Regions from separate parts of the Homo sapiens genome. Here region 1 is linked to region 2. The links are chromatin loops, found by intact Hi-C in ENCODE. Cell type or tissue: IMR-90. All regions are shown on one strand. Each heading gives the region's core, and the rest is flanking DNA. Links, peaks and the distances in the headings are about the cores only. Region 1 overlaps MAMDC2 (MAM domain containing 2). Region 2 has its middle 60 kb from the start of MAMDC2.

Region 1 (15,519 bases), core at 5,157-9,156, 100 kb after region 2:
GCAGTTTCAAGACATGAAAACATAGCTCAAAGCCGGGAGTAGGATGTAATTGCTACCTCCTTTTAATATCTCTCTGGACCTGAAAATTTTAAAGGATTTGCGTTCCTCCAATGAAAATTCTTTTCTTTTCTCAGCTGTTAATTAAGAAACAATGGGTAGCCAAGCCTATCATGCAAGCTGCCATGTCCTGCCAACAAAAATCCTCATCCCCAGGCCTCGCACACTCAGAATTATTGCCCTCCTTCCCTTAGGAATTCTACCTCCTTAGGAAGTGGGGATGTTGGATGGCCCACAGCAAACCCAGCCTGCTTCAGGTGACCAGCTCCAATTGATCTTTACTTCACAAACTGTCCATCTGAGAATCCCAAGACCTCAGGGTTAGCACAGAGGGAGCCATCTTCTGGAATTTGTCTTCACTCCAGCCTCCCCCTAGCTAGTGTGTTTTGTTGTCAAGACACCCAACTGGGTCACCAACTCCTGGCCTCTGATGCACACTCATTGGTAATAAACCATGCTCTACCTGACCCTCCACCCCAAGGGGAAGCCCTGAGATGCTATAGATGACTATTGGCTCACTTACCGTGCATTATTAGCAGAGCTCCCAAAAGAATGAATCTCACTGGCACAGACTGTTGTGTACAAGTATGGATCTAGGATGATTTTCTGATGTTGAGACACAGAAGCTCTCAAAGGGCTTATTCAAGGAACAAATTCATGACATTATAAACTGCTATAAGAATGACCTTAACTATTCTCTCCTACTGAGTGAGCCACCCAGCAGAGCACCATGAGTATAAACAGCCCTAGACTGTCAGATCTTATTGTTTTGTTGATGAGCACACATGGTCCTTAAGCATACAGTGTGGGTGGTCTGCTGGGGGGTTATGAATCAAAGCCAAGGGGGTTTGCTTTCTGGTCAGCCTCCATGAGTTATTTGTGAGCACTGGACTAATTGCTTCTAAACTGCACATGTAATGGCCACTTCTGAGTTTTTGATAGGAAAATGGCTACTTGTTTATTCTCAGATGTCATAATAAATCTGTCCTTTGCAAACCAGAGACCCAGCATGAACACATGAATGGGTGAGTTTCAGAGGACTTCCCTGGGATCCACAGCTCACTGTGCAACCTTGCAGAAGTTGTTTGACAGGTGTGCCTTCGGCCTGTCCCCAACATAAGCAAAACACACCTGCCCTTTATCTGGCTGAGTGGGAGCATGTGCAGCTGCAGTCGATTAAAACTGAATGAAAGTTTGTCTGCAAACAGAGCTTCTTGGTGGTTAGATGTTGTGTAATTACAAGTGTTATTGCAAAATACTATTCTTATTTACTTTGTGTATGTTGAAACACTTTAAATGTATCATTCATTTTGTAGGGCAGATAGTATTTTCTCCATCTCCTGTTTTTGCTTTAATACACTATTGGTTATTTTAAATGACCAAACCATTCATGCCTTTATGACCATTCAAATAATACAGAATATGGGGGATAAATGACTAATTAATAGATTAATAGTCTTCCTCTTCCCATCTCCTCGAGGTAGCTAATATTATCAAAGCAGCGTGCTGCATGCATCTTTCCACAATCACTCTATGTATGTAGAAACATTATTTTTAAAGCTTATGAAAGTGTACCTATGTTTTTATATGCTGTAGCACTATACATGTATGTGTACATATATCCACACACATTCATGCATGTGACATTTCCAAGTCTATAGAGATCTGCACATTCATACATGTGACATTTCCAGGTCAACAGCGATCTAACTCATTATTTTAAATAGTTGCCTAACAGTCTGTAATATGGATCATAATCTATTTAATCATTTTCCTGTTGCTGGAAATTTTTATTTTTATTTTTTACCTTAAGGTCCTCTGTTAAGAAAAAAGGAAGAAAAAAGTGCCTTGCTCTGCAGTGGTGGGGTTTGCAGGGGCAGTTGGTTGGGCCGTGTGTGTATTTGGGAGTATTGTTTGTTTACACAGTCAGTTTCCTAGGTTTCCATGTGTCATTGCCAATCTGTGTTGAGTTAGCGGCCAACAGCTCTTCCTAAACCACGTCTTGTGGCCAAGTGCAAACTGAACATCGAGGAATGGAAAATATTGCAGAGTTTCTAAATGGTCAGGAAGGTTTTAATCCCCAAACAGGTCTAGTTCCTATTTTGTGAAAAACAGTGTGGAAACACCTAATTTTTAAAAATCCTCCACTGTCAAATGAAGAGAGATTTGGGGTTACTGGTCCGGTTAGGTGCCCTGACTCAGGCATCCCTGGAACATAATACTTCCACAGTAGACTGTCAGCTCACTGAGGTAGGCCCTTTGATGTGTTTTTGTTTTCTGCCTGGCATAAAGTAGGCACTTAATAATAAATGTTTGTTGAGCCAAATGGTTTACATAGGGCTGAAAATTACCTTTTTTTGTTTGATTTTTGAGAGTCTGGCTGAAGAGAGACTGTCAGCTGTTTGTTTGACACAAAGGAGAGAGCTTGATGGGACAGGGAAGGGGAAGAAGGGCAGGCCAGGAGTAAGATTTAATTTGGGAGTAGGCAGGGAAGAGGAAAATGAGGTAATGTGGTTTGGTCTAGTGATAGATGATAAGTCAGATCTTGAGGATGTTTATCTTGGGCTCAAGAGCAATGGAAAGCCACAAGAACCGTCCTGGAGGGGGAGGGAATGTCCAAATCTGTGAGTGGAGAGCTGACTTAGGCTTTGAATGTGTCATTGTAATTGATGACCAGGGAGGCACTGTCCTCTCCTGCCCCTTGCTTGGGATGAGTTTGTTATACCTTATTTTTATAGTCCTGCCAGGTCTCCATGCACCAAAGCATATTCAGAACAGCAGAAACAAAACTTTAATGTTTCGTATTATGAGTTTGTCTGTAGTATGGTTTGTGTGTGTGTACATACCACACATTTCCACAGATAGACCAACACAAGTAAAATTAGGGGATATTAAAAAACCCTTCAAAAACAATGAAACTGCCTTACAAATTCTCAGTCTTCTCCAGACTTCTCTGAAGAACTCAAGACTTCTCTTGAAGTCTTGGTGTCTTCGAGAGACTTTTAACCAATCTCCCAAAGAGTGTAGAAGCTTGTGGATAGATTCAGCAAATTGAAGGTCCCATAGTCATCATATGAGCTAGCCCCAGGCTCAATCCACTAAGCGAAAGAAATTTCATGAGATCTTTTTTTTTCTGGAGGCCCCCTGAGGCCATTACTTCCTCCTGGGAATATCTAAGGAAGCTAACCAATTACAATCAAATCACCTAATTCTTACCCGTCACCTACTGTGCCTATGCCAGATGTTCTTACCTGTGATAATCTTATTTCCAATAAAAATAAAAGACACCCTGCCTGGACAGAACAGACTGTCACAGCTCCAGTGTCATCCACAAGATGAGTGTGGCTTAGGCCTGTGGGGCAGGGAAAATAAAAGAGAAGAAACAAATGCATACAGGAATTTCCATCTTGCTTCTTGATACAGACTGTGAAGTGTTAGGATATACAGAATGTGGCTGAGTCCATGAGTTTACAACCAGCCTGGGCAACATAGCAAGACCCTGTCTCTATAAATAAATAAATAAATGATATAGAGAACATGGAATAATAATATCCTCTTAAATGATTGCTGGGGAGCTCAGATAAGATGGTGTGGGTAACAGCCCTTATGTAAGCTACAGAAATCTCTATGAATTATAGTTGTTCTGGAAATGTCAAATTCATTAGGTAAAAAAACTCTTTTAAAAAAGGCATCTTCAAAAGCCAAGCTTCAGTCTAATATAATTTGCCCATGGAAGTAAGTCTGTAATTCACATATTTAAAAAGTGAATGAAAGGATGGTCTTTCATTTAATATCACTAGTTTTTTATGCTTTTACTCAATTGTTCCTAGTTTGGAGTGCTATCATCTTCTAACCTCTGCAAGACTATTGGGGTATTTTTAAATATATATATCCTCTACCTTATAATCCGATAAATTAAAGAAGTGGCTGGACTTCTTATCTGAAAGGAAAGTCAGGTGTGATTACAGCCTTATGTCCAGAAAGCCTGCTACAAGTGACTAGCCCAGGTTTGGGTCTGTTTCTGGCATAATTACTGTTGGAGGGCTGATGAGAGAAAAGTGTCAATCATGGAAGTTACTTGCCTTTGAAGAGAGGCAATTCCTTGTTCTTTCAGACCTGCAAGCTTAAGGAGCAACTTCCTCTATCTGGTTCACTCTTGGCGCATAATACAATGCCACCTGCAAGTCAGAACTTTCTAATAAATGCCTCTCCCCCACTACATTGTCCAAAAGGAATGTTGAAAATGTAAAAAAAATTAAGATACAATGGAAATATTCTAGAAGACACTACCTATCATCTGTAAAATTTCAAAGCATGTTTAGCGCCTAGCATCTCCTGCTAAAGATGGAAAAAACAAAAAGGAATCATAGGACATTTTATTTTATAAGTAAAATCAGAAGGCATAATAGCCAACCTGGCCAACTTTTGAAAACTGTGGAAGGCAGCAGTGGCTGCTATTGTCTCATTTTCAGATATGAATGGGTGGTTTGCCCACTGTTGCCCTCCCTTCTCTCTTTATATTGTACCACTGATGTTTAGCAGTACTATAATAAATCAATATTTTCATTTTACAGTGTATATCTATGGGATTCTCTCATTTTCATTTTTTAAAGTTATATTTGTTTTGTACTAGAGTTTTGGAAAATAGTTCATATATCGTTGCTTTTATTAAAAAAAAAGTGTTGCTCATTCTATAGCTAAAGCAATTAAGGGATCCATAGTTCAGTGAAAATTTTTTTTGCATGGATATAATATGTCTCCTAAGCCAAAGCAAGTCCTGTCCAATCCACCACTTATGACAATCTATTCTGTATAAAAGCAATAAGTCACATGTCAGAAGGGAGTTGTAACTGAAGAGAAGGATGGCACTTCTCACTGAAAGAAGCCAGAGAGCTCCAGGTCAGGCACTGCATTCCATTCCCTTGGCTGTGTTCCTCTTTGCATGCTTACGCATGATTTCTTCCTTTCTTTCTTTCTTTTTTTTTTTTTTTTAATACCTTTTATCCCAAGCCAAAGTCCAGCCTATCAGGGGCCCAAGGAAAAATAAAAAATGAATGCCCTGTAGTACTTTAAGTTTATACATATTAATGTGGGTTCAATTTGCTATTATCAAGGAGATTCTTTAGCCAGACACAATTAAATGTGAGAGGGACACAAAGAAACATCTTGCCTCAATTTCAGTAAAGATGAGCATGTCCTGGCTTTACCACTAATTAGCTAAGAGACTTAAGAATAATTGAGAGAGGGAGTTAGTTAGCCTCAATGTCTTCTCAAGTCTTTTCCAATGTTAATGTTTTGTGATCTCGAGCCATACAAAGAAACCCAACTAAGTATCACCTATGTGTTTTCTAATGTATCAACTCCTCCTTGGCATCAAAATATGTTGGAATCTTCTTCTGCTCACCTGGCACTTCTCAAAGTATATACTGTGAGGTTTCTGTGAGACGGGAGACTCATAACCCTTAAATCTCTCACTCAGGTCTTTCATGTATCTGTTTGCAGGTCTGACTTCCTATTTAGCTACCTCCTTATGTTGTATCTTGGCCATAGTCTCTGAAGAATTGTCACCCAGACAGCTCTCACTCAAGGTGACCTGACTTAAGATTGCCAGAAAAGAATAACTAATGCCATGAAAATCTGTTTTGTTTACAGCTCTATCTCCAGGGACTAGAACAGTACCTGATATAGAGTAGATGCTCAACAAATATTGCAGAATGAATGAACTCAGAGCTGGTTCCACGTCATCATGCCATGGGCTCCATATAGTCACAATCACACGCTAGATAGGTATCCCCAGTGGTTCTTTTTTCTCACCTCACCCCCTGCCTAACCTTTACTCCACTAACAATGTCTTTATTTTCCTCCCTCTGCCTGATTCCTTTCCTAGGTTAATTTTATACAAATCTTTTATTAACTTGATTAATAATCTAAATGTGCTTTCAATTCAGTGAATAAGCCATTTGGAATGAGCTTGGCTTCCCAGTTATTATGATCCACTGAAACTATAAGGCAAGTACAACCAAAGGATGTTGAGATAAATGATATATCTTTGAACTTGAATTGTTAGGCTCTACCAGTGAGGAGTCAGCTGAAGGCAACTTTTCTCCACTGGTAACAGTACGTGGCCAGAAAGGGGAAAAGTCTGGCAACAGAGGCCTGAATGAATGTCAAACCCAGGGATTTTTTAAAAATCATGAACTTTACTATATCTGAAATTGCAGTGATGGGGAAAATTAAACTTGTTTTAATATAGAATTTTATTACATCTAACAGATACATAATTTACTATATCACACTTCCTTTAATCTGTAAATATAAGTACCCAAAATAGACAATAAGAAATCAAGGGTAAACATTAAGACATTAAAGCTGCACTACAGGGCCCCTTGTCATTCACAGCAATGCTAGTCCTAGGATGATCTTCTGTTCCCAAATTAGGTGCGATAAGGCATTTGGAAAACAAATTGTCTGAAGTTTGGGAAGACGATAACTCTCCTCAGTATTACCATCAACAGCCTTTTACCGTGGGGGCATAGACACCGTCCCTAGAGTTTTAAGTCCTCCAGTGAATGCTTGTAACTTGTTCCCCTAGGCTCCTGGGACCAAGTTCATTCCATCAAGGGGTGGTGCCAACTGGGAAGTCTGGAGCTTAGAAGATTAGATTCTTTACTTCTTAGGGTCTTAGTTTTGTCAAAGTACCTCTTACCCAGGGAGCTATCCAAGGTGCTGTCTGAAACTCCTTGTCATCTGGTAAAACTGAATCTTTTTTCCCAGTGTCAACATATATTCCTGCCTAGCTTAGTCTCGCCCTCCTGACTTTGTCTAATCCTGACGCCATCTGTGTTTCCCAGTTTGGATTTGACCAGACTACTGCTTGTTTCCAAATCCTGAGATGTGTTCTGAGGCATTCATAACTTGCCCTCAACTAACCCTCTGCCTGCCTCTTGTCTTGACTCTGCCTAGTCTGACTTAACTATTGCCCTCTCCTAAGATTGATTACCCTGCCCCCCATCTGGTTTTTGTGTATCTATGGTACATGTAAGCAAAATGATAGAGATCAGAAGTTAATCAACATGAGAAATTACACCTCAAGAAATTTGCAACTTTTTATTTTTTATTAATATAAATTACCTATGTTATATATACTTTTGAAAAAATAAGCTTTCTAATGAGAAAGCACCTAGTTATACAGAGACTATAAGGAAAAATAGTTTTTTTAGTTTATTATCTTTCAACATGTTTGTTAAAGTTAATTAAATATTCAGCTACTGTTGGCAAGATTAATATTATTATTGGAGTATATATTTGCATAAAGACTTTAGTCCCATTCACAATTTTTAGTTGAAATAAAGAAAAGAAAATTGTTTTGACTATAGTGGTGGACAACAATTCTGGCAATTGGTGCTAAAATTTATTTGTTAAGATACACTTTTTAAAAATTTGAAATACTTTAAACTTGCATACAGTGTCAAAACTTGCCTTGAAGTTAATATATTTTACTGTAATGATAATTTATATTTTATAAAAATACTGTTATATGCTTTCATAAAAATTATCCTCCCATCCGATTTCCACTACAATGTGTATGTTGTCTTTATAAAGAAAAGCGAATCCATATTAATTTAGAGGACTGTGGATATACATCAGGTGTTGTGCAGTTAATTGTGAAACAAGTGCTCTTTGTTTTCTCAGCTTTTTCTACACTGTCTTGAGGAGAAACAAAAGCCTTCAAGCACACCACCCTCTGTGTTCTAGCTATGAAGAGGTTGCTTGCCTTGAGCATTGGCAGTAGTGTTTGTATTGGCATTTAAGGCAGAGCTAATGACTATTTGGAATCATCCACATTCCTTTTCCCAGCCCCTTCTGTGATCAATGACCCACATCTCTAAGACAGCTCTCAAGATTGGGGATGCAGATCATTGTTATTAACAATTTTTTATGTCTGCAGAAAGCAAATAAACCCTCCAGGGATTGAGTTTTTGACCTTGGCTTCTGGCCAACTCCTATCATAGAGTAGAAAATATTATTAACCAGGCACTACATTCTTACTGGGCCCCAGCTGAGCCTTGATTCAATTTAGACTTTAATATAAATAGAACTGAAATGATCAGCTAATCCATTTTAACAGTGAGACCCATTCTAACAAAACCTTACAAGAAAACCTGGTATATGATATAGATAAGAGGAGAGCTAGTCCCTCAGAATGCAAGTCTGGGACTCTCAATCCCCATTACCCTCTCGCTGCTACAGAGTTCTGTCTGAGAACTAGTGACTGTCCACTAACTTTTTTTTCCAGATGGGGAAACTGAGGCTCGGAGTGGTTAACTCACTATTCAAGGCCACACAGTAGGGACAAAGTTGAGTCCAGATATTTGTCTCCTGACCACCTTCTACTGTCCTGTTCACAACCTCTGCCTCTTTCTTTCCCTTTCCCTGTTCCCTTGAGGTTGAAACCAGCACATCATGCACTCAGTCAGACTTTTGTATTGAGAGCTCTTTTGGACCCCAAGTGAAAAATACTCTAATTCAAATTGGCTTAAGCTAAAGAAGGACTTTATCAACTAATATAAATTAAAAGTTCAGGGATATCTGGCTTCAAGGGCATGTAGGGGCTTAAAAGTTCCATTCAATTTAATCTCCATCTCTTTGTATGTCTTAGCTCTGTGTTGTTGTGCTGGCTTCATTTTCATGGACCTTCTTCATGGACTCCAGCAGATGGAAGCATCCAACATTCTTATAGCTGATAGTTCTCATGGAAAGAAAACTTCTTTTTCCCAATTGCGCTAACAAAATTCTTATAATTGAGTCTCATTTACCTGAGCTGGCTCATGCATGTATCCCTGGACCAATCACTGTGGCAAAGGGTTTGGATGATCTGATTGGTCAAGCCTGGGTCATGTAACCATTCCTGGAAAGGGAGTTAAGGGTCAGAGTCAGCCCCATTCAAATCATTTGGACTGAAAATAAGGAAGGGCAGATTTTCCAAAGAAAAACCAGGATACTGTTAACCAGAAATGTCAGGGAATGGATACTAAGAAGGCACAGACAACATGCATCTACTGCAACATCCTCAACCCTTAGTTGGTTTCTGAGTTTGATACTTAGAAACAAAGGCAAGAGAACCCATTGCAGAGCTGCCTGCACTCTTGCTACTTCTGTAGGTCCCCAAACTGCTCTCTATTACGAACTTTTAAATTTTATTATTTCTCAATTAGGGAGTATTTAGGAATTTCTTGATTTTTTTAAAAGGCATAGAATTTAAACATATCTAAATTTTTGGAGGCAATGGGTAGAAACATCTAGAAGTCTTGACACACTTTAGAGTGTTCAGTTGGGAAAGTAAAATAAGATCAGACAACTTTTACAGAAGTCTCTAAGCAGGATATGATGTTGACAACCCCAATCTCTCTGCCTTCCTTGGTTCCATTCCATTTACCCCTGGGCTCCTACAGTTAAACCAAGAAAGGCTTATAGCTGGGTCATCTCAGGTATGCACTATTAGACATGTTCTGGGAAGAAAACCCTGCCTTTTAGGTCTCCTAGGTGAAGAAAGGTAAGAACAATGGGGGAAAAACAAGATTGCTTCAGAAAATCACCATTTTAATCCTGTAGTTTCGTAGAAGGATTCTAACTTTGGCTTCAACTAGAGGTATTTTAGGAGGCTGGCTGCTAGAAGCATGGGCATAGAGGTCCAGGTACTTTTCTCGATTCTGCATTGTCTGATTGACTTTGATCAAGTTTCTCCTCCTCTCTGGGCCTTAGCTTCCAAGTCCTGAAAAGGAAAGGTTGAAAATATAATAATAACAAACTTTCACGTAAATGAGTGTTTTCCAAAGTGTAGTAGGCATACAATGGTGGTTCATGAGATTATTTCAGGGGGCATGTGGCCATAGTTTTCTATTTTAATAATTATGTATTGATTTTTAAACATACTAGATTCACCAGTACAACTACTCCCAAGTTCATGGATAATATGCTAATTTTCCTGAAACCAACTAAAATAAATGCTACATTTTTCAAAGATGAGTACAGTTAAAGAAAAATATTAAGTAATATTAGTACCATTGGTGCACAGATATGGCAAAACCCCAAAAGTGGTACATGAATGATAGAATTTGAGGAGACTGCTATTTACGACTTAAATATAAAATATTTTGATAGTATAGTATTACAATGATTTGACAGACGTAAAATCTGAGACCATGCTTTACTGAGAATGTACACTACACCAGGAATTGTGCTGGGCACTTTCCATGCATGATGTTATTAAATTTACACAAACGTCTCTGTGAGGTTCATATTATTATCTCCATTTTACGCCTGAGAAACTAAGGCTTGGAGGAGGTTGATTACATTTCCTGAAATCATGCACTGATTGGCTGAGTTGTTATTCTAAGTAAGAGCTACCTGATTCTAAAATCCAGGCTCTTTCTGTCAGCTACACTATTACCCCAGGACTCATGGTTAACAGAGAGAGTAAACCAGGACAGCATCTTCTGACTCCAAATCCTGGGCACTTGTTCTCTAGAATTCACAATGCTTCAAATTCCAGAGGGGCTTTCTGATGCTCTTCACAGTCTAGACAGGGCTGAACATGTGCATTCAGAATATGAAGCTTCATACGTCATCCATTTCTGCAAATAATCCCTTGCCCTTTATCATATCAATGAGTTGTAGCTCTAATTTTATGCATATTTGAATTTTTTGCATCTTAAAAATTGCTTTTGTGCTCTACAAGTTTTGGGGAGCTGTTCAGTGTGCACTCTAGTAGGGACTGGCTGAGAGCTGGCAGGAAAATCTAGGGAATTATAAATAGGCTCTTCCTCAGAATGTATACAAGATACAAGGGGAGGGGAGTGGGGACTCTGGGTGGAGAGGGGAAGAGAAAAGAGTGAAGAAATGTTGTGGTGAGGAGAGAAGCTGGATGGAAAAGTTGGGAATACACCAAATACAAACTCCATATGGTTTAGTAATTTTATTTCAGGCTAGCTTTAGGTCCAAATAAATCTTAGGAACTATTGGTACAATGACTCAATTGTACATTTCTCATAGGACTGCAGTGATTACTTAAATAGATTAGTATTTAGTGATTAGCACATGACTTGACCCATAATAAGTCCTCCTGCAAATGGTAGCTGTTATAGTTGTGGAGATAATCATGTATGTTGTTGAAAATGAGCCTTTTTAACCTAAATATGTCTTATACTCATGTAAATAGAAGGTGTTTTCAAAACTCATTAAGTTCTGCATTGAAATGATTATGAATCAAAAAACGAATGAACTAGGGGAACATGACAACATGGATGACAGATATCCAGTTAATTTTCTTAATACATAAAGAATTTTTGTAAATCAGTACTAAAAGCCCAACAACCCAATTAAAAAAATAGGCCAAGGATGTCACACACACACACACACACACACACACATAAAAATATCAGTGGCTTTTAAACATACAAAAAGATGTCATCTGGGCATGGTGGCTCACACCTGTAATCCCAACACTTTGAGAGGCTGAGGCAGAAGGATCACCTGAGGCCAGGAGTTCAAGACCAGCCTTGGCAACACAGTGAGACAAAAAGTTTAAAATTTCTCTACAAAAAGTTTAAAAATTGGCCTGGTGTGGTGGCTCATGCCTGCAGCTACAGCTACTTGGAAGGCTAAGGTGGGAGGATTGCTTGAACCCAGGAGTTCAGGGCTGCAGTGGGTCATGATCACACCACTGCAATCCAGCCTGGGTGACAGAGCAAGACTCTGTCTCAAAAAAAAAAAAAAAAAAAGTTCAATTTAACTCATAGTGAGAGAAACCCAAATTACAATGGCACTGGGATACCATTTTTTATCTATCAAATTGTTTAAATATCAAAAAGTTTAGTAACATACACTGTATTTATGATGATGGGGAAAGTGCTCTAATACATTGTTTCTACCAACATAAATTGGCACAACTTCAGGAATGAAAGTGTGGGAACATTTAGCCAAAGTATAAATGGCACATTTCCTTTAACTCAGCAGTTCCCTTTCGAGGGTCTTCTTCCATGGTTATACTCAGAAATCCGTACTTAGTCCTAAATACAAGAAGATTTATCACCACATTGCTTTTAATAGCTTAAGATTGGAAAATTATGCATCACAAGGGCACCAATTAATTAAATTATGGTACATTTATACAATGGAAAGCTATGCTATGTGGCAGTTAAAGATATGAGGAAGCTTTAGATAGAGAAACAGATAGATAATATAACCATCTCCAAGATATATTCAGTGAAGAACAGCATGGCACAGAATCGCATATAGTATGTTAACTGTTTGTAGAAAAATTAAAAGGCTATATCTAAAGATATGTTTGTGTGTGTTTATACATGAATAAAGTATCTCTGGAAGGGTGTCCCAGAAACTGAGGGTAAGAGGAAGGCTTGGCTTCAGTTTCTTATATCTTTGAATTATGTATCATTCTGTATTACTTACTAAAAATAAACCCCACAGAGTCCACATGGAGAGTTGGCCCTGGAACACTGAGAGACATCATTTGTGTGGTTTTTGCCACCCTCTTTTCTTGCTCGGCTCAGCCCACTGCTATGCTGGAGTAGGTCACAGGCCAAGAGCTGGACATGTGCAAAGCCTTCAGGAAGACCTAATCTCAGAGTCAGGGAGAGAAGGCAGGAGCCACAGTGTAGCCCATTTAATCCAAGAGGGTCCACCATGACTTTCGAATCTAAAATACTCTTTTCACAGATAAAGAACTGGCCTGGAACCTGAGGTTGCAGGATGCCCTGTTACATTTGAATTTCAAATAAAAATCAAATAATTTTTTTAGTATAAGTATGTCCCCAGTGATATTTGGAACATATTTACGAATTTTTAATTGCTTAATTTGGCAATCCGAATCGGATCCGGAATCTGGCTGCTTGTTAGGCAGCAGATACTCTCTGAGCCAGACCTTCCTGATTTAGGAAATGAAGGATGATAACTGTCCAATTGTATCATGGGGTTGCTATGAGGCTTAATTATGCCCCAGTGCTTTGTGAATAGTTAAGTGCTCTAAATTGGTCAGGAATGAACACAGTTGCTATCAGTGTTATTGTCATCAAAACCCTAGTCTCCATGGCAACCAACTTATTGAAACCTACTGCCTTGTTTTCTCCCAACTTTACTGTGATTTATTTCTCATAAGCCTTAGGCACATAGTCATACATTTATCTTTCTTACTTAAGGAAGATTTCCAAATAACGGGGACTTCATTTTCAGTGTTTATTGTTCTTGGACTTAAATTTATTGCCTTAATTTTAAAATATCTTTACCTTAGGTAAATGACTGGCAGGGTAGACTGCTTAATTCATTTGGCATGTATTTATTTAACACCTATTATGTTACTTGGCATTAAAGGTAAAGCGCTGAGTAAAATAGACAAAAACCTGCCATCAATGAATATATGGTCTGGCTGGAGTCCAGCTGTGTTAGAATAGAAGGAGGAGAGTAAGCAGATAAGAAGAGTGCTTATCAAATCTGGCTTGACTATTAGAATCACCTGGGGAGGTGTGTAGGCTTTACTGCAGACCAAGGCCTCCCTCAGTGATTCCATGTGCAGCCAAGGTTGAGAACAGCTGGATTAGAAGGACCAGAGAGCATGTTGGCTCTTGAACTCAATAAAGACTATTTTGCAAGTGATGACTTCTCAGCCAATGCGAATGTGGTTACTTACATAGACATGTAGAGAGTGAATACACAAGCCAGATCTGTAAACTGGGAAAAACAGACGGAAGGAGCAGGAGTCAGTTTTAGAGCAGGCAGGACATGGTATTAGACTGCAGTATTTGAGAAGACCCAAGACTGCCTAAGTAGGGGTTTCCAAACCATCCCTGAGTTCAGACATCAAGCTTCAGAGGCTCATGGAAGGAAGGTTAACTGGGAGGAAACAGACTTAATAGGCAAAATTGCCCTGGACAACAAATGGCTATATAAGACTATTCTGCCTACCTGGTGATCACAGCCATTCTTCTTTGCTCTGCTAATAGATGGATTTCTGTATTCAATTATGTTTGGAGAAAAAAATGTTTTATATTCATGAATCTAGATTAGATTGCTCATTTTACAGATATCATGAGGTTTACCTTCATTTAAACTCTTATTTCTAATCTTACGCTCCCACCATCGTAAGTCATATCTTCTCTATAATGCAATGAAATGAAATGTGTTTACCTCCACTGCTACGTTTTCTTTTTCAATGGAATATTCTTGTTCCTACTTGCTTTTATCCTTTATAATAGATGTAAAATGCAGAACTTGAAATGTGAAAGTCCAAATCAAAGCAAATATGTATGTGTACCCATACATACATACACACATATGTATATATGTGTGTGTGTATATATATTTATTTATGTATCTGTACTATAGTGAAATTTTCATAGGAACTCCTATTTTCTTCTTGCTTAAATGAAGCTGAAAGGTATATAACTCTTTTGTTTGACAGAATTGCCTTGCACAATACATGAGAAAAAATATTCAGCCATGCTGATGGCAGTGTTCTTAGCAAAACTGGTAAGATAGCATCTCTTGTCTTGTGAATGGACACATATTTTATGGAAGGAGAATACCTTTTTCATACCAGGTACACCTGGGGAACTTGCAGGGTGAATTCAGTTACTCATTATCTTCTGATGTCATCATCATCCACATGTATTTTAAATACAGGGACAGTTTTTTTTTTTTTTTTTCTTCAGATGGAGCCTTGCTCTGTTGCCCAGGCTGGAGTGGCAGTGGTAAGATCTCGGGTTACTGAAACCTCCACCTCCCGGGTTCAAGCAGTTCTCCTTCCTCAGCCTCCCAAGTAGCTGGGATTACAGGCACCAACCACCATGCCCGGCTAATTTTTTTTTTTTTATTTTTAGTAGAAATGGGGTTTCACCATGTTGGTCAGGCTGGTTTTGAACTCCTGACCTCAAGTGATCCACCCACCTTGACTTCCCAAAGTGCTGGGATTACAGGCATAAGCCACCGCACTCGGCCTAAATACAGGGACATTTCTATGTTTAGAAGGAATATCTTCCCTACCTGACAAATGATGTAGTGGAAAATGTGTTCTGAGAACTGATCTTTGGTAGAACAAACACTCTCTATCGGGTAATGCAGCCTTTTCTTATATTTTCATCCTTTGTTAAATACCATATAAAGTGAAGCTCCCTTTCCAAATATTATGTGACCTTTCATTGTGGGTTCATCACTTGGTTTTCTGTTGCTGGTTGCTAAGGTAAACTTCTCTTCTAAAACTGCCACTTGGGCCAGCAGGGCTTAAAGCTACACCCTATGACAGACCCTATGACAAAGGGTGGAACAAACATCTGTGGTTGTGGTTTCAAATGTTGGCAGATTGTTTACACTGGAGATTGCCTCCTGGCATTTGTTTTGTTTTTGCCAGGCTTAATGCTTTGTAATCTTTTAAGACTACTTTTGCAGTGTTAG
Region 2 (15,519 bases), core at 4,705-8,704:
GCTTTCATTTTTTTGTTTCCCCTTCCATGGTGTCGACTTCATCTAAAACGAAATTTTCTTGTGGTCCTAAGATGGCTACAAGCAGCTCTATGGGCTTCCTGTTCTCCTCAGAGGCAAGAGAAGCTCCCTCCCAACATCCCCAGCAGGAGTCCTGAGGTTTTCTCTAAGTAGTCTGACTGAAGTTATGCGCTCACTGCTGAACTAATCACTGTGGTTATGGAGCAAATGTCATGGTTGCCATAATCTCGGCCACATGCTCTACTGCCAGAGCTGGAGTGCAGTTTAGGTCCCTGAAACTACATGGTTCCCCTAAACTAAGTCAGAGGGTTTGTCCTTTACTCATGTACTTCCAGGACCTGAAGGTTGGTTTGGACCCCACTTACTGACACATCTCTAGATCCATGTCTAGCTGGTGCTCTAAGCTTTCTCAGCCCCAGCCCTCCCACTCAACTTGAACACTAGATATTAACAAAGTGCCAGGTGGAAAACTCCAGAATTGTGCATGGCAGCATGTGTGCAGAGATGAAAAGACACAGAGAAGTGAGGAGGGGTGAGGACTGTTTGGTCCTATAATAGTGATGCGGTGATATCATGACTTTAAACTCTCCAAACATCTGCTGGGAGGCTCCTACTGCTAAAAGTGGAACAGCTGATTAGAGGACAAAGGGAATCGAGCTTCCACTTAATTCTGACCAAAAGGAAAGGCCAGTTGGTGAAACAGAAGGTATGGGAAGCATGGGAGGAAATGACTGATTCACCTTGGAATTTGTAATAGCAGAGAAACGGACAAATGGGCATGTTCAGACACATCCATTGGATTTTTTTTTTTTTTTTTTTAGTCTAAGAAAGGCGAAGTGAGCCCATAGTCAGTTTCTAAAAGGGACTATCACTTAAGAAGGATAAGTAGCTTTAGAAAAGAAATGCCTACTCTGTAATCTTGGGTTATTCTAATGAGAAGTTCACTGAGGAAACATTAAAGAAACTGAGTGTGTTTAGGGTACAACCAAACCCAGATTTAGAAGGAACAGAAACAGCCGGCTTGATGGCTCATGCCTGTAATCCCAGCACTTTGGGAGAATGAGGCGGGAGGACCACCTGAGGTCAGGAGTTAGAGACCAGCCTGACCAACATGGAGAAACCCTGTCTCTACTAAAAATACAAAATTAGCCAGGCGTGGTGGTGCATGCCTGTAATCCCAGCTACTCGGGAGGCTGAGGCAGGAGAATCGCTTGAATCCAGGAGGCAGAGGTTGCGGTGAGCCGAGATCATGCCACCGCACTCCAGCCTGGGCAACAAGAGCAAAACTCCGTCTCAAAAAAAAAAAAAAAAAGAAAAAAGAAAAAAGAAAAAAGAAAAAATTAAAGAAAGAACAGAAACAGAATCTGGGAGGAAAGCCACACGTAGTGAAGGCTGAGTGTAACATGTGTCATTCATGGCTGAGTGACACAAATCTGTGCAGACGCAGCATCCCAAAGGCTAATTGTAGATAAGTTGACACTTGTATCTTTTGTAGAGATGAGGTTTCGCCATGTTGCCCAGGCTGGTCTCAAATTCCTGGGCTCAAGTGGAAAATGATTGCAAAGAGGGAAGGCACCCAAGATGGAGCTGGGCACCTTCTAATTTTAGAAGGGGTGTTATAGTAAGCACAAACTTAGTATTAAATTGCCAGTAAAATTTTTGATTAGATTACTAAACAAGTGGGTGGTTTTCAAGCACTTAGAAAAGTAGATAATCACCAGAAACACGTGTAGATAAACCAAGAATTATCTCCAAATAAGGTGACTTGGGTTTAAAGTCATTAGGCTTATTATCAGGAATATATCTGTATCCTGCAAATAAAAAATTTAACAAATCTTTAAATAAAACATCCTATGATAATTATGCAGGCAAGATAAACAAACATAGGCTGGATCATCAACAATTTATATGGCTGTTGATTTAATGCATCACAGCCATTTTGAGAAAAAAGTAGTCTTCCCTGCTATCTTTGGCAAAATACTATTAAGATACTTTTAATTAAACAACATAGATGGCTAGGTAAATAATATCTTTATTAGATTTGTGGATAAGACCATGTTATTATGTGAGTAAAATGAATTAGTATTTTAAAGATCTTCCCAGGTTGGAGAAAAATGGACAGAAGCTAGTAAGGTAAAGTTGAAAAGGGACTTATGCAAAGTTTGGCATTAGGTTAAAATAAAATTGCAACAGTACTGTATAGCAGCATAGAATGACAGGAATTCTGATTTCGGAACAAAACTATACTTGGCAATTTTAGTTGATGATGAATGGCATTTGAATTAGGAAGAGTGTAGTCTAACTACAATTTAACCTTGGGTTGCATTTTTGGAAGCCAGGCCTTCAGATCTGCCCTGGTCCGCCTGCTGCTGGAGTTGATGCCCAGTTTTGTTCAGTACACAACATGGTGTAATCTGACGGGTGCTGGAAGCCATATCTGCGATTATGGGTCCAGGAGATATAAACACGCAGGATGTCTTCCAGGGCCAATGAACAGACCTACTGGTGAGAAGAGAGGGCTCTTATTGGAGAATATGTGAGAAAACCATATTGGCAGGATGGGCAGAGGCAGATGGTAAGGCTAGGCTCTTGAATTCCCAGTCTAAAGATTGTGAGCCTTACCTCTTAGACAACACAGAGGTTCCAAGCACTCATAAGTGGGATGAGAGAGTGGATGAGAGTTGTACTTTGGAGGATAGATCTGAGATTTTAAATGTTATGGAGGCAATGCAATGGAAAGTCGTGGACTGGGTGGATAAGTGTTTAGGATCTGAAACCAGGACTGGGACAGAATGCTGGTCTTCAATTTCCTGGGCATTTAACTTTGGGCATGATTCTTTACCTCTCTGTGCCTCTGTTTTCTCATCTGTAAAATGTGGATAATAATATTATCTACCTTATTAAGTTGTGAGGAGGATTAAATACATTAAATATATATGAAGTGGGGCCAGGTACAGTGACTCATGCCTGTAATCCTAGCACTTTGGGAGGCCAAGGCAGGTGGATCACCCGAGGTCAGGAGTTCAAGACCAGCCTGACCAACATGGAGAAAACCTGTCTCTACTAAAAATACAAAATTAGCCAGGAGTGGTGGCGCAGGCCTGTAATCCTAGCTACTTGGGAGGCTGAGGCAGAAGAATTGCTTGAACCCAGGAGGCAGAGGTTGTGGTGAGCTGAGATTGCACCATTGTACTCCAGCCTGGGCAACAAGAGCGAAACTCCATCTCAAAATAAATAAATAAATAAATAAATAAAATATATATATGAAGTGCTTAGAACAGTTCCTGGCACATTGTAGTGCTCAATGAACGCTAACAGTGGCTATGATTACAATTCAAACCTGGAATGAGCAGGCAGTAAAAACTAGAGAAAGGAAGGAACAGCTGCACAGAGTGTAATGAAGGCAAAATTCGGAGGCCTTGCTGCTTACCTGGAGATAGCTCTCTTGGTCTCTTGCATACGTCTCAACCTTTGCTCTTATCGTGCTTGCAAGGTGGTGTCTGCATGGTATTCTACATGGCTACCTTGCTGCCCAAGGTCTTCCCCTTCACCCATGCCCAGAGTGAATTCCATAGCCATTCAGCCCTTACCTGACTTTTCATGTGTACATGTGTCTCACTCTACCCAATTTCAGGCTTGTTGAGGTCAGGTACTGTTGTACATGTTTCCTTTTATCGCCCGCAACATCTAGCACAGTCTCTTGCATGTATGCCTGTTCCAAACTGAATTTTGTTCATGCAGGAATGGCTTAAGTTAATGAGGATTCTAAGTTCCCAAGCTCGTGTTGGGGAAATGGTGGCACTTGTGATGAAAGAGTGAAGCACAAGGGAGAAGTCCATTAGCTTCAGAAGTTATGGGTTCAGTTTTGGGATATAATGAGGTTACCAATTATGTGGGATTAGGTTCAAAAGGCACTAAGGCAGCAGTATAATCTAGACAAAATTGCCTTTAAGTTCCTTAAATCTCAATGTTTCTCAATAAGTGATTTTAGTTGTATTGGGTCTAGTCAGCCTGTCATAAGTTGACCATGGATGAAACTGGTGGTTTATGTTTTGGGAAACATGCTGCACCAAAGATTATGCTTTTCTGGGTGTATAAGGTGGTGGTGATGGTGCCCTCTGTATTTTCTCAAAGTAGGCACTATGAAATTACACATATTCACATTATAAATGACTGGACTCTAGTATAATTATGTGGCATCCAGGTAGAGATGTCTAATGAAAGTATGTGAAAGATTTAATGCTTCCTGGCTCTCTGAGATTTTTCTTTCTTTTCATAGTTATAACCATTGGGGGAAATCACCCATCATTTGGCAAATCTAAATAAACAAATGGCCTTGAAGATGACATTCACTGCAGAGTTGGGCTTGAAAGTTGGCACAGAGGTGTAGGGAAGGATGAGTTCCCTCCACTCTTCAGTTTTTCTTTCTTCCCCATCGTGATACCTCCACTTTCTACACTATCCCAAGTACCCACACAGGGAGAGGAAGCAAAGAATATTCTGGAAATGCTTTTCATTCCTTCAGCAGATGTGAACTATTGCGTCAACCAATGGTTTCATAGACTGGGATAAAAAGACTACTATCAGCCTAACATTGTTTGTGTATAACTATTCATAGTTATAAATCAGAGTGGACATTTAAAAACCATTAATTAACTTCAGAAGGAAAAGTGAAAACCAAAGTGCAATGTTTTATTTTGCTAAACTCAAGAAACAATTTTAATAACCCCAATGAACCTAGAATCCAGCAACTGAGTAACAACCCGTTAGGCAGAAAATATGTCTCATCAAAGGAACAATCTAGCCATGTGTTGATGGTCAATAGACAATAGTTGGCTGATAGAAATTAGCCATGAGCAAATCCTAAATATGAACGCCATGGAGTTTTCACCTCAAATGCCCGAGAAAGGTTGCCTTGTTTTGTTGATATTGCTGTTAAGGAAAAAGAAAATCATGAATCTGGATATCCTTCCTCCTAATATTAACCATCTGCCCAAATGTAACCTGCTTATTTCCTGGCTGACATTCGGTTTTTGTGGCTCTTTCTTTTCATGGTGATTGTGAAAATCCCTAATGGTGACTAGTGCTCGCTAATGTAATATGGGACGGTCATTTTGAGGCTGGTTTCCAAGTTCTTCATCTGTAAGTCCTCTTCCCCCAAAATTCCTTAAATTCAAATATTGCAACTCCAAGAGGGTGGCCAGGCAAACCCACGTTCTTTGTGAAAACCTCCCAAATGAAATATGTTTTGAACATTTTTTAGAAGGTTAGAAAGGAAGAGTTGAGCAAAAGGACGCAAGGCCAAGGTCAACTATCTCTCATTAAAGGGAAAAGGGGACTTAAGGCTGTTTTCCAGGGTCCCCCCCAGGAGCAGAGAGGAATCTCTCCTCTACTAATAGTTAGCAGCTGTTCAAACAGAGGTGCTAACCTCAATTGTCTTAACCAAAAGTGGTTGAAAAATAACGTTTAAAAGAAGTGACAAGGTGCTATCTCTAAGTTTGAAGGATTATGCAGCAAAGGTTGGAATAGAAAAATAGGAGGCTCTCAAAGATATTCCTCAAACTTTAGCTATTTTGCTCAATCTTGGGCTTTTGTTGGATCTATTGTCTGTGTGGATCCAACATACTATTTGAGAGAGAAGTTGTCCTGACTTCCATGACTCAAGTGTGTGTTGCATAGGTAACATTGGGGGAGAGTCTAAGAGAGTTTGGAGAGAGATTCATATTTAGCCACATCCTCAAGGCTTTCTCATCAGCCCCAAATCTGACTGAGCCTTAAATCATTAAGCTGAAAGGAAGAGTTAATTTTCATTGGGCCTTGTTTTCATATGAAAGATAATTACAAATAACTGCAGTGAGATGCCTGGTGAGGGTTCCTGTTGCATGGTTCCCAGGGAGGGGTAGATTCAAGTTACTCCTATTTGTCAGTCAGTATTTTTCATTTACCTATAACCTTTTCTTATGAATTAATTCCAAGTGCTCTGTTGAAGGCTTCTCCGGACGGAGTCTCAGTTGTATCTGCCTTGGCATTTTTCCAGCCCCTACTGTTCCAGCTATAGGTGTTTAATTGACATTGCACTGAGAGAGGATCTCATGAACATTTAAAGCCCCAGTGCATAGAGGCACAAACGCAGTCAGAGGAAGTGGAGTGACTGGCTTCATTTCTCACTTGAAGGGCTATGACCTATTAGAGAAGAATGTGGAAGCCAAGAGTCAAAGGGAGGGAAAAACGCAGCTCATGCTGGAATTCTAGACGCCCTACAACCCCTGGGTGATGTACGGGTTGCTCTTGAAGGCAGAAATCTGCTCTCTTCCAATTTCTCTGGCTTTCATCCTTAAAGCTTGTCCATAATTTCAGGCTGGTTGAAATGGATGCCATGTTACTGGGATCTACACTGCACCACTTAAAAAATATTCTCCTTTCACTTGGCCTAAACAATGTGTATCTCCTTTTTACCTCTTCCTGTTGCAGAGATAAAATGCTCAGCAAGGAGTTAATGGTTTTACAGTGATGCAGCTGGCAGCAGTAGATCACAGAGCTCAGTACAGGAATCCAATTATTTCCTTTGTCTAAGATGAAAACCTATACTTCAGGGGTGGGGGAAGGGCCTGTGCTGTAGGGTTGCTTGATTTAAGATTTTGTTCTAGAAAGAAGGATGGTTCTCTGATGCAGCTCAGCTCCTGGGTCACAGAAGCTTGCCTTTCTCCTGCTTGATGTTAGCCACCTGAACACACTTGGGATCCAGGAAATAGGAAAAAATAGACTCCTTTTTCTAGGTTTCTGACTACTTTAGAGCTTAGAATGTGCAACTAAACTAGCCTTAAATATCATAGGCTAATGATGATGGTGACTCCAGAAACTTACTATTAATGTAGAGGACATTTTGGCAGCAATTTGTAAGGAGAAGATGCTTCTGAGGTCTCGGAGAGCAGATGTAGAAAGAAATCTGCAAATGCGTAGACAGATAGGATAGATAGATAGCTAGAAACTCCTCTCTCTGGGGCTTTCTGTTGACTTAAGAGTAGGCAGACACATTTCCAATTCCAAATCAAAGAAAATGCTTGGGTCTCATTTAAAAAAAAAGTAATCATTGCAAGATTCACAAAGAATAGAAACAGGTAGATAGTTTCACAGTCATTGGAAACTACATTCATCTTGTCCCAACAATATCATGGAAAGGTACAATTAAATCATTCTCATAAAACAGCAAAAGGCCCAGAAAGGTGAGAGACTTATGAAGGGTACAAAATAATTAGAATCAAAGCTAGGACTAAAAGCCTTGCAGGGTGGGATAGGACAAGAATGTGGACCTTGAAGTCCAATAGATCTGGATTTGAATTATTGTTCTTCAGCATAGCAGGTCTGTGATGGTGGGTAAGGGAAATCCACTTATTTGAGCTTTTATTCTTTCATGAAAATGGGAAAATAATGCTTACCTGATGAGTTGTTAAGAGGATTAGTGATAATGTACATAAATGTGTTTTTCCCATAGTAATTCTGCAGAGTAGATGAAAGTGAACAGTGGGCACTACGATGGAAAGGAAGTCAGATTCAGATTATGAAGGAACTAGAATTCATCAGCTGTGCCTGGCAAGATGCTTGGTTACAAAGAGCAGAGATGGGCTTTGACCAATAGTGATATGGCATGGCCAAGCCTACTTCAGCATTCTATAGGCTCAAATGCTCATTTCTTCTCCACATCCTCTCCCCACCCTTCTCCATCCTTCTCTGCCACAGGAGACTGACTTTTATGACCATGTCAACAGGCTCCCTTGCCCATTGCTTTTTGCTTGGGTTTGGCCAAGGTGAGGCACCAGCGGGAGGATGAGAAGAGAAAATGATCAAAGTGTTTTCCCCTCTGGCTGTCTCCCTGCTGGGCCAAGAGGAGCTGTATCTGTTTCTCTTGGAAGGCCAGGGCTCTTTTGTGTAGCCCTTTCCTATAGCTCCAGCTATGGCTCTCTCCTTTTTAAAGTAACCCTTCTTTCTCTTGCTCCTTCAGCTGTGGGAATGATAAAAGGCTCTCTGCTTTAACCAGTCCCAGAGGCTTCAGCACGCCTCACTGGTTTCTCTTAACTCTGTGCACACCTTTGTAAATAGTCCCTCATGAAACTCTCCTCAATAACCTTGCATGTAGTATCTATTTGCTGCAGAGACTCTTCCGTTTAGAGCTGAATATTATTGTCCCTATTTTATAGATGAGAAAACCAGCCCAACAGCATGTTGAAATACTCTCGTAACTCTGGGCTTGAACTCAGATTGCAGATGCCCATCATAAAACTCAGGCTCTCTCTATGAACTGTGTCTACCCCACTGCCTTCATGTTAAAAAGAGCCCATGGCCTTCAGCTGAAGTATTACACTCTGGCCTTTCACACACTCGCGCATGTGTGGGGACATGCTTTTGGAGGAGTGCCCCCTTCTTTCTATGAAGAGTCGATCCAGCTCTATCCTACCTGCCAAATGGAATCTGGGTCTTTGTTTTCAATTGTTGAAGAACCTCTCCTTCTTCGGTTAAAAGAATTACTCTGAATCCCCTGTTTTTACTCAGGAATACCTCCTGAGATTTTGATATTTGTAATTCTGTTAAGCGTAACTCTTAAACGCAATTATTGGAAAACAACCTTAATAAAATCTGACCCAAGGCAAGTCCTGAAATACCAGATCATAGAGGAACCTAATTAACTACTTTTTTTCCTGCTATAGAAGCCACAAAGCACATTAGAGCTGGAAATGGCCTTAAAGATTATTCAGGCTCTCAACCTAATTTTAATAACACAGACCCTCTTAAAATTTGAAGAAGCTATAAACCCTCTCTCAAGAAAAATGTGTATTTTGTCTTGCTTGTTATCTTTCTCTCTCTTTTTAAAAAATAGAGACAGGGTCTCACTATAGTTTCCTGGGCTGTTCTTGAACTCCTGGGCTTCAGCAATTCTCCTGCCCCAGTCTCTCAAGTATCTGGGACTACAGGCACATGCCATGGCACCCTTTCTCTTTCTCATTCACGCATCCACATGTATACACACTCTTACCTTTTTTTGATTCATTGTCATTGTGAAGCCCACTCATGGGTTCCCAGATTAATGACCCCTCTTTTAGGCAAATTCCTTTGGTTTGCAGATGAGGACGCTGATACCTACTCAGATAAAATGACTTACCCAGGGTTAGAGGTTCATATTTTGATCAGATTGGGCTGTTATGCTGCAATAATAAACAACAATAATCTCAGTAGCTTAAAACAACATTTTTCCCCCTCATTCATGTAGTTTCCTCTGTGGCTTAGCATGGGGCTCTGCTCTTTGTCATCTATACTCGGTGATGCAGGGTGACAGACAAATGCCTTCTAGAATATCATCCGTCATCATGACAAAAGAAGAGAAAGCATTGCAAACCATGCACATGCACTGATTCTTTAAGCTTCTGCCTGAAAGTGACACATCACTGCTGGTCGTACTTCATTGGCCCAACTGAGTTCTATGGCCATGCTTACCTCTAGGGTGGCAGAGAAACAACTGGTGGAGAACACAAATGACTGAGAAAGCTGGAAAAGCCAGAGTAGAACCAAGGCATTGTTTTATTTATTTATTTATTTTTGAGATGGAGTATCGCTCTGTTGCCCAGGCTTGAGTGCAATGGTGTGATCTCAGCTCAGTGCAACCTCCACTTCCTGGGTTCAAGCCATTCCCCTGCCTCAGCCTCCCAAGTAGCTGGAACTACAGGCATGTGCCACCACACCTGGCTAATTTTTGTATTTTTAGTAGAGACAGGGTTTCATCATGTTGGCCAGGCTGATCTCGAACTCCTGACCTCAAGTGATCCACCTGCCTCGGCCTCCCAAAGTGCTGGGATTACAGGGCATTGTTATTTTTTGTCTGAGTCCCTCTACTCTTCTAAGGCTACCATTATCATTATCTAATTCATCTGGATGTAGCCTGTAGAAGATTTGTCATCCACTTAACAGGGTTATGTTTTTGATATAAAATTGAGTCTAACTTGGAGATTTCTGTTGTTTTATTTGTAAATGCTGATTTTCTAACAGTTCATTTAAGATGCTATTGCAACAAAGGAGACCTGTCTCATTTAGGATGGGCCATTATTGATTTTATAGAACACTCATTTTTCAAGTGAAAACCTTTCCTTTCTATTGTCTGGATTGCCCTTATTTGTCTTCGTTTCTAATACTCATTTATTTCCCCTGGTCCTCCATAGCTTGTGGCCAATAGTGTTACCAATGCAAACACAGAGGAGTCTCTGGATTTTTTTTTTTAATTTAGCAATTGATAACAGTTGCACCTCTATTTTTATCTTCCATTATTCATTAATTTTATATTTTATTGAATACTTGCTTCTGCTATGAGGATGGTAATAAGGGTTAAATTACAAAATTTGCCTAGCCTAGCACAAAGGAGTTGCTCAAAACATGTGATGTGGGATGTGTGTGTGTGTGTGTGTGTGTGTGTGTGTTTATTTTTTATTTTGAAATCAACATAGGATGATGACTAAGAGCACACACTCTGGAGTCTGGCAGGGTGGGTCAGCATCTTCATGCAACCACTTACTATAAGCCATTCGATTTTTAGATGATTTTGTCAACCTTTCTGTGCCTCAGTTTTCTCATTGGCGAGATAGGGCTAATAATGCTACCAAACTCCTGGGCTGTGGTGAAGAGTAATTGAGATAATATATGTACAACATCTGCCACAGGATGTGGTTTGGAGAAATCAGCATGCATATTGGAAAATAGGATCGCTATTTGCCAACTGGGTAGTATATCGAGTAGGAAAGAATATAGGTTTTGGAATTCAGTAGACTTAAGTTCAAATCTCAGCTCTGTCATGGTGTGAATTGGAGCAAATTACTTACCTCTCTGAGCCCCAGTCTCCTCTTTGGTATCATGTGATAGTCCTCCTCACCTTGCAGGGTATTTGGAAGGACCTCATGGGAATATGACACTACAATATCTCACACGGTGCATCGCACGTTGAAAGAGTCAATAAATACTAGTTCTTCTGGATGTGGTGGGGTACATGAAGATGGATAAAGGAAACAATTCCTCTCCCTTGCCTTCCAGGGGTTCATAATCTCATTGTGGAGATAAAACATATCTACAAATAACTACAGATAACCTAAAATGCTGAGTGCAGTGCAAGAGATACAGCTTATGGGCTGTGGAAGTTTGCATTAGGTGAGTTACTATAGAAGGGTCATTTGAGCTGGGCTGTTGGCTTTGGCTGAGATACTTTAATTTACAAATATCGCTTGTTTTTCTTTCTCCCTCTTTCCTCATCAACCCCTTCCTCACCTCCAAACCCGAGAATACTCTATTATGCACCACTGATAAATTTTGCCCGGAGAGGAGAAATTCATTACCCTCCCTGCCAGCGCAGTTTGCTGATGCACTCTGTTTTCTGGTTGTGATATTTACAGCAGCTCAGTTAAGATTTAATTTTCTATTATTGCCTGAACTTTGCAGCCCTCATTTTTCATTTGCTGTCTGAGAGTCATTGCTTCAGCACCCTGGAACCACTGCCGGAAAGACTTACTTAACATTCAGAATCAATGAACAAACAGGAGAAACGTTTTACTAGAGACAGGGCTTTAGTGATGTGGGGTTTAGCTTTGATTCCTAGCAATAGTTTTAGTCTATTCTTTCCACTTCCTGTGACCAGCTGCATTTCTCCAACTCATTATCGCATAAGATGTCTCAGAGGTACCTGAGCCTGGGTGTTCTCTCCTGGAAATGTTACAGTCCAGGATCTTTCTGGATGTCATTATTATTTCCTTTTAATTTTGGCCTCTGGCCTTGCTTGATAATGTGGGAACCCTAATTTTCCTTTTCCTTTTCTCAGGTCTCTTGCTGGACTTGCCACATGACACAAAAACCTTGTCTAAAGAGATCTCAGGGCTAGCAGGCCTTTTCCCTGCCTCATTATCTGTGGATTCATTTAGTTGATGAGACAGGATTTTGATTAATGTGTTTTTCTACTCCAGAACTCACTGCTGCCTGCAAAATCCCTTCCCTTTTACCTCATGGGAGTGTTCATCAGGGATGTGGGTGTTTGGAGACTTTCTCACCCCACTGCCTTCCATCCTGTGGTCCTTCTACTGAGGCACTGGTAGACTTATGGTCATTCAGTACTTGTGACATTTTGGTACCTGCCTGCCCTCCCCAATATGCATATCAATCCCCTGGAACTGGGAGCAGCCGTTTTGTACAATTTGACTATGCCTTCCTAGAGACAACATTGGTAGAATGGGAGCTTAACAAAAATAGGGACAATGAGTCTTTTCCATGAGATATTGGATTTGGGACTGAGAAAGAATTGGTCCAGTCTCTTTATGAGGCTGTAGCCACAGATGCAAAAGTAAGGGGAGTTGGATGCCATTTTTCTTCTAGGTAGAGCCAGTGTGCAGTGAGAAAAATGGAGCAGGCAAGCACAGAGGAGATGTTGAGATGGAGGATCCAGAGGGCACATGGTTCCAGCTGTTCCTAAGGCCCAGGAGTGCCTTTCTTCTTGTGGGGTTGACACTTCATTGGGTACCACAAGATATCATCAAACCTTTCCAATAAATCTCCTCATTGGCTGTTGCAAGTTGTTTTCTGTCACAGGTAATCAAAAAGTCCTAACTGACACAGTGTTTTGTAATTGCTGGTTTTATGCTTCTGGCAATAGCTAACCAAGCATGAGTTTAGGTTATTATTTAGCACCCTTCTGATTGTAAAGGAAAATGTTAAAACTTCAGTGTGCTCCAAAAAGAGTCACCAAACACACACAAAAAGTTGAAATCAGGGTCTTGAAGAGATATTTGTACAGCCATCTTCCTAGCAGCACTATTGACAATAGCCAAAAGGTGGAAGCAACCCAAGTGCCCATCAATGGATGAATGGATAAACAGAATGTGGGATACACATATAATGGAATATTATTCAGTCTTAAAAAAGAAAGGAAGTTCTGGTATGTGCAACACCATGGATGAATCTTGAGGGCATTATGCTAAATGAAATAAGCCAGTCATAAAAAGACAAACACTGTATAATTCCACTGATGTGAGGTACCGAGAGTAGTCAGATTAGAGACAGAAAGTACAATGGTGGTTGTCAGGGGTTGGGGGAGAAGAAAACGGAAAGTTGTCGTTCAGTGTATACACAGTTTCAGCTTTGAAACATGAAGAGTTCTGGAGATTGTTTGCATAGCAATGTGAGTGTACTTAATATTACTGAATTGTCCCCTTAAAATGATTAAGAAGGTAAAATTTATGTTATGTACATTTTACCACAACTTTTAAAAAGAATCATCAAATTCTCCAAATAACATCTTTGATTTCTGGGATGTGGAGAGAGGATGAACGTGGGCTATGAATGAGAGGACCACATTCTATTCCTTGCTTTGAACTCAAATAAATGATTTGTCCAACGTCACTTCTTTATACCTCATTTCACTCACATGCTCCTTTAATTCATTCACACAAGTATCTGCTATGTAGGTTCTAGGTCCTGTGCAAAATCATGGGAACACAAAGGTGAATAAGAGGGTTGTTGAGGAAACTTGCTCAAAGCAAGTAATCTCTGTGTGGATTTGGAAAGATCAACCAAGAGGATTTCACCAGGTGTGAAAGTGGAAGATGGTATTCCAGGCAGCATGCAAAGAAGTTTCAAGAATTCTGAGAACTTTTTGTTTTGAAGCCTGGGCCACAGATGGAGGCAGAAAGAGGAAAGGGTGGTTGCAGTTGGGGCTGAATTGAGAGACAAGACTGAACTGTAAATGGGCTATCTATGGATTATTTTGGAGGTAGGCAGGGTTTCCTTCTGTGTGTTCTGTGGCCCGCTGGCCCCTTCAGAGGTTCATGAACAAATAATCTGGTTGATGGTCCATACTGTAACCCCCTTTTGGCTATGTTGAGTACCTCATTAGCATACAAAAGGTCAGAAAAATTCCTGCTGTAAAAATCTTGACTTTGTTTAACCCAACAGTTCCTAAACTTATATGACCATTGGGTTTTTCTGTATATCATTTAGTTGCAGACCTACATTTTTAAAAAAGCTTTGGGAAAATGTGTTGGGGCTGGGGCTCTGAAACATAGGGCTTACTTAATTTTGGCTTGTCTTTTTAAAAGGAGGGAATCAAACTCTGAAATGATTTCACATTCTGTATTGTCAAGACTTTGGTCTCTTAACTGCCTTTCTCCGCTAACATTCCTAAATGGGGAGCTGCCATATGGGAGAAGGCAGAGATGTAAGGGGCATCTATGTATATGTTCTGCTCCTAAAGAGTGTCCTGCTTCCTCCTACAGAATCAGGGCTCTCGGACAAGGATTTCAGGGCAAGTAATTTATTTGGGAAGTGATCCCAGGACATACTGATGGAGTATTGAGAAAGTGAAACAGGGAAGATAAAGGAGCCAATAGAAAATATATGTATCAAGCAATTTCCCACGGGGCAATGAAGTCTATTCTCTCTGGGGAGCTCTGGGAGGTAGTGTGCAATGTGTACCTCCAAGTTATTCTATCAGAGTGGCAAGGGGTCTGGGGTATTTACCCACCAGCTCCTGCCAGTGAGTGGTTGAGGGCTGCTTGGCTTAATGCTCTCACCCTTTGGGTTTGTGACCCACGTGGGCTCCAGGCAGAGGCAGGCAGGTGCTGGTCTCCTGAAGTCAGACCGACTAGTAAGGGCCAAGGGGATACAGGTGGAGCTCTGGAAGTGTCTGCTATAGTTTCAAAGCTAGCGGGGCTGGAAAGAAAATTGTTACAATGTCAATCCCTCCATTTTTTTATAGTGAATGAAGACTCATTCTGATAGTGTGGCAAGTTTCTTTTGACTACTTCAAGATTCTAGAATTTTCCCTGTATTTCCCTTCCTTTTGACACTATCCCAATGTTCTCATTTCTAATTATTTGTTAATTTAACTCTCACTTTCACTTTTCCTATTCTAAGTCCCCAATTTTTTATTTATTCAATTATTACTCCCAACCACATCAGCCCTTCTGAAGAAGCACCATTTTTCCCATCAAGTTCTTACTTGTGTTTGGACTGGCATCTCCTTCCAAATTGTCTTGAATTTTGTCTAGACAAAGACTCACTGTGCTCATGTCTCCTGGCTATCAAATAGGAGAAAATTCCATGAACCACTTTGGACTATTTCCCCAAATCTGTGCTTTTACTTCCCTCTGAGACCCCACACCAAGCTACATAAACATCTCAGTCTCAGGATTTACACTTCCATTAGTAACCAACACATGCTCAATTGTTATCTATGTTTCATTTATTCATTCAACAAGAATTCATTGGACATCTACTACCATCTACACAAGGCACTGTTGCAAATGACTTGGGAGTGGGAGATGATAGGCAAGGAGGCTGTGGAGATAGTGGATCCAAAGCACAGATTCTGGAATCAGACAGCCTTGAGCATGAGGCTCATCTCTGCCTTGGGCAAGTCACTTTGGCTTTCTAAGGCTCGGATAACTCATCTATAAGATGAAGATAATCATACCAATTTTATGGGAT

The links. Hi-C counts contacts between places; a loop is a spot of excess contacts. Peaks named below come from ENCODE experiments on the same cell type or tissue, not always from the same donor. Only the 100,000 strongest peaks of a DNase experiment are listed, where the experiment ranks them.
Region 1: a loop joins it to region 2, with 2.7 times the contacts of the local background. A loop is called at or near these places in 1 of 110 quality-filtered maps.

Annotation. Positions count from the first base shown.
Region 1 is chr9:70,078,666-70,094,184 of GRCh38, forward strand. All of the region lies in intron 2 of MAMDC2 (MAM domain containing 2), which reads left to right. Among named protein-coding and RNA genes, the nearest start is that of MAMDC2, 43 kb to the left of the region's middle. In IMR-90, for the core only: no CTCF peak of the experiment used is centred there; a DNase peak (open chromatin) is centred at 6,796.
Region 2 is chr9:69,975,675-69,991,193 of GRCh38, forward strand. No RefSeq gene overlaps it. Among named protein-coding and RNA genes, the nearest start is that of MAMDC2, 60 kb to the right of the region's middle. In IMR-90, for the core only: no CTCF peak of the experiment used is centred there; a DNase peak (open chromatin) is centred at 6,207; H3K27ac peaks cover 146 bases.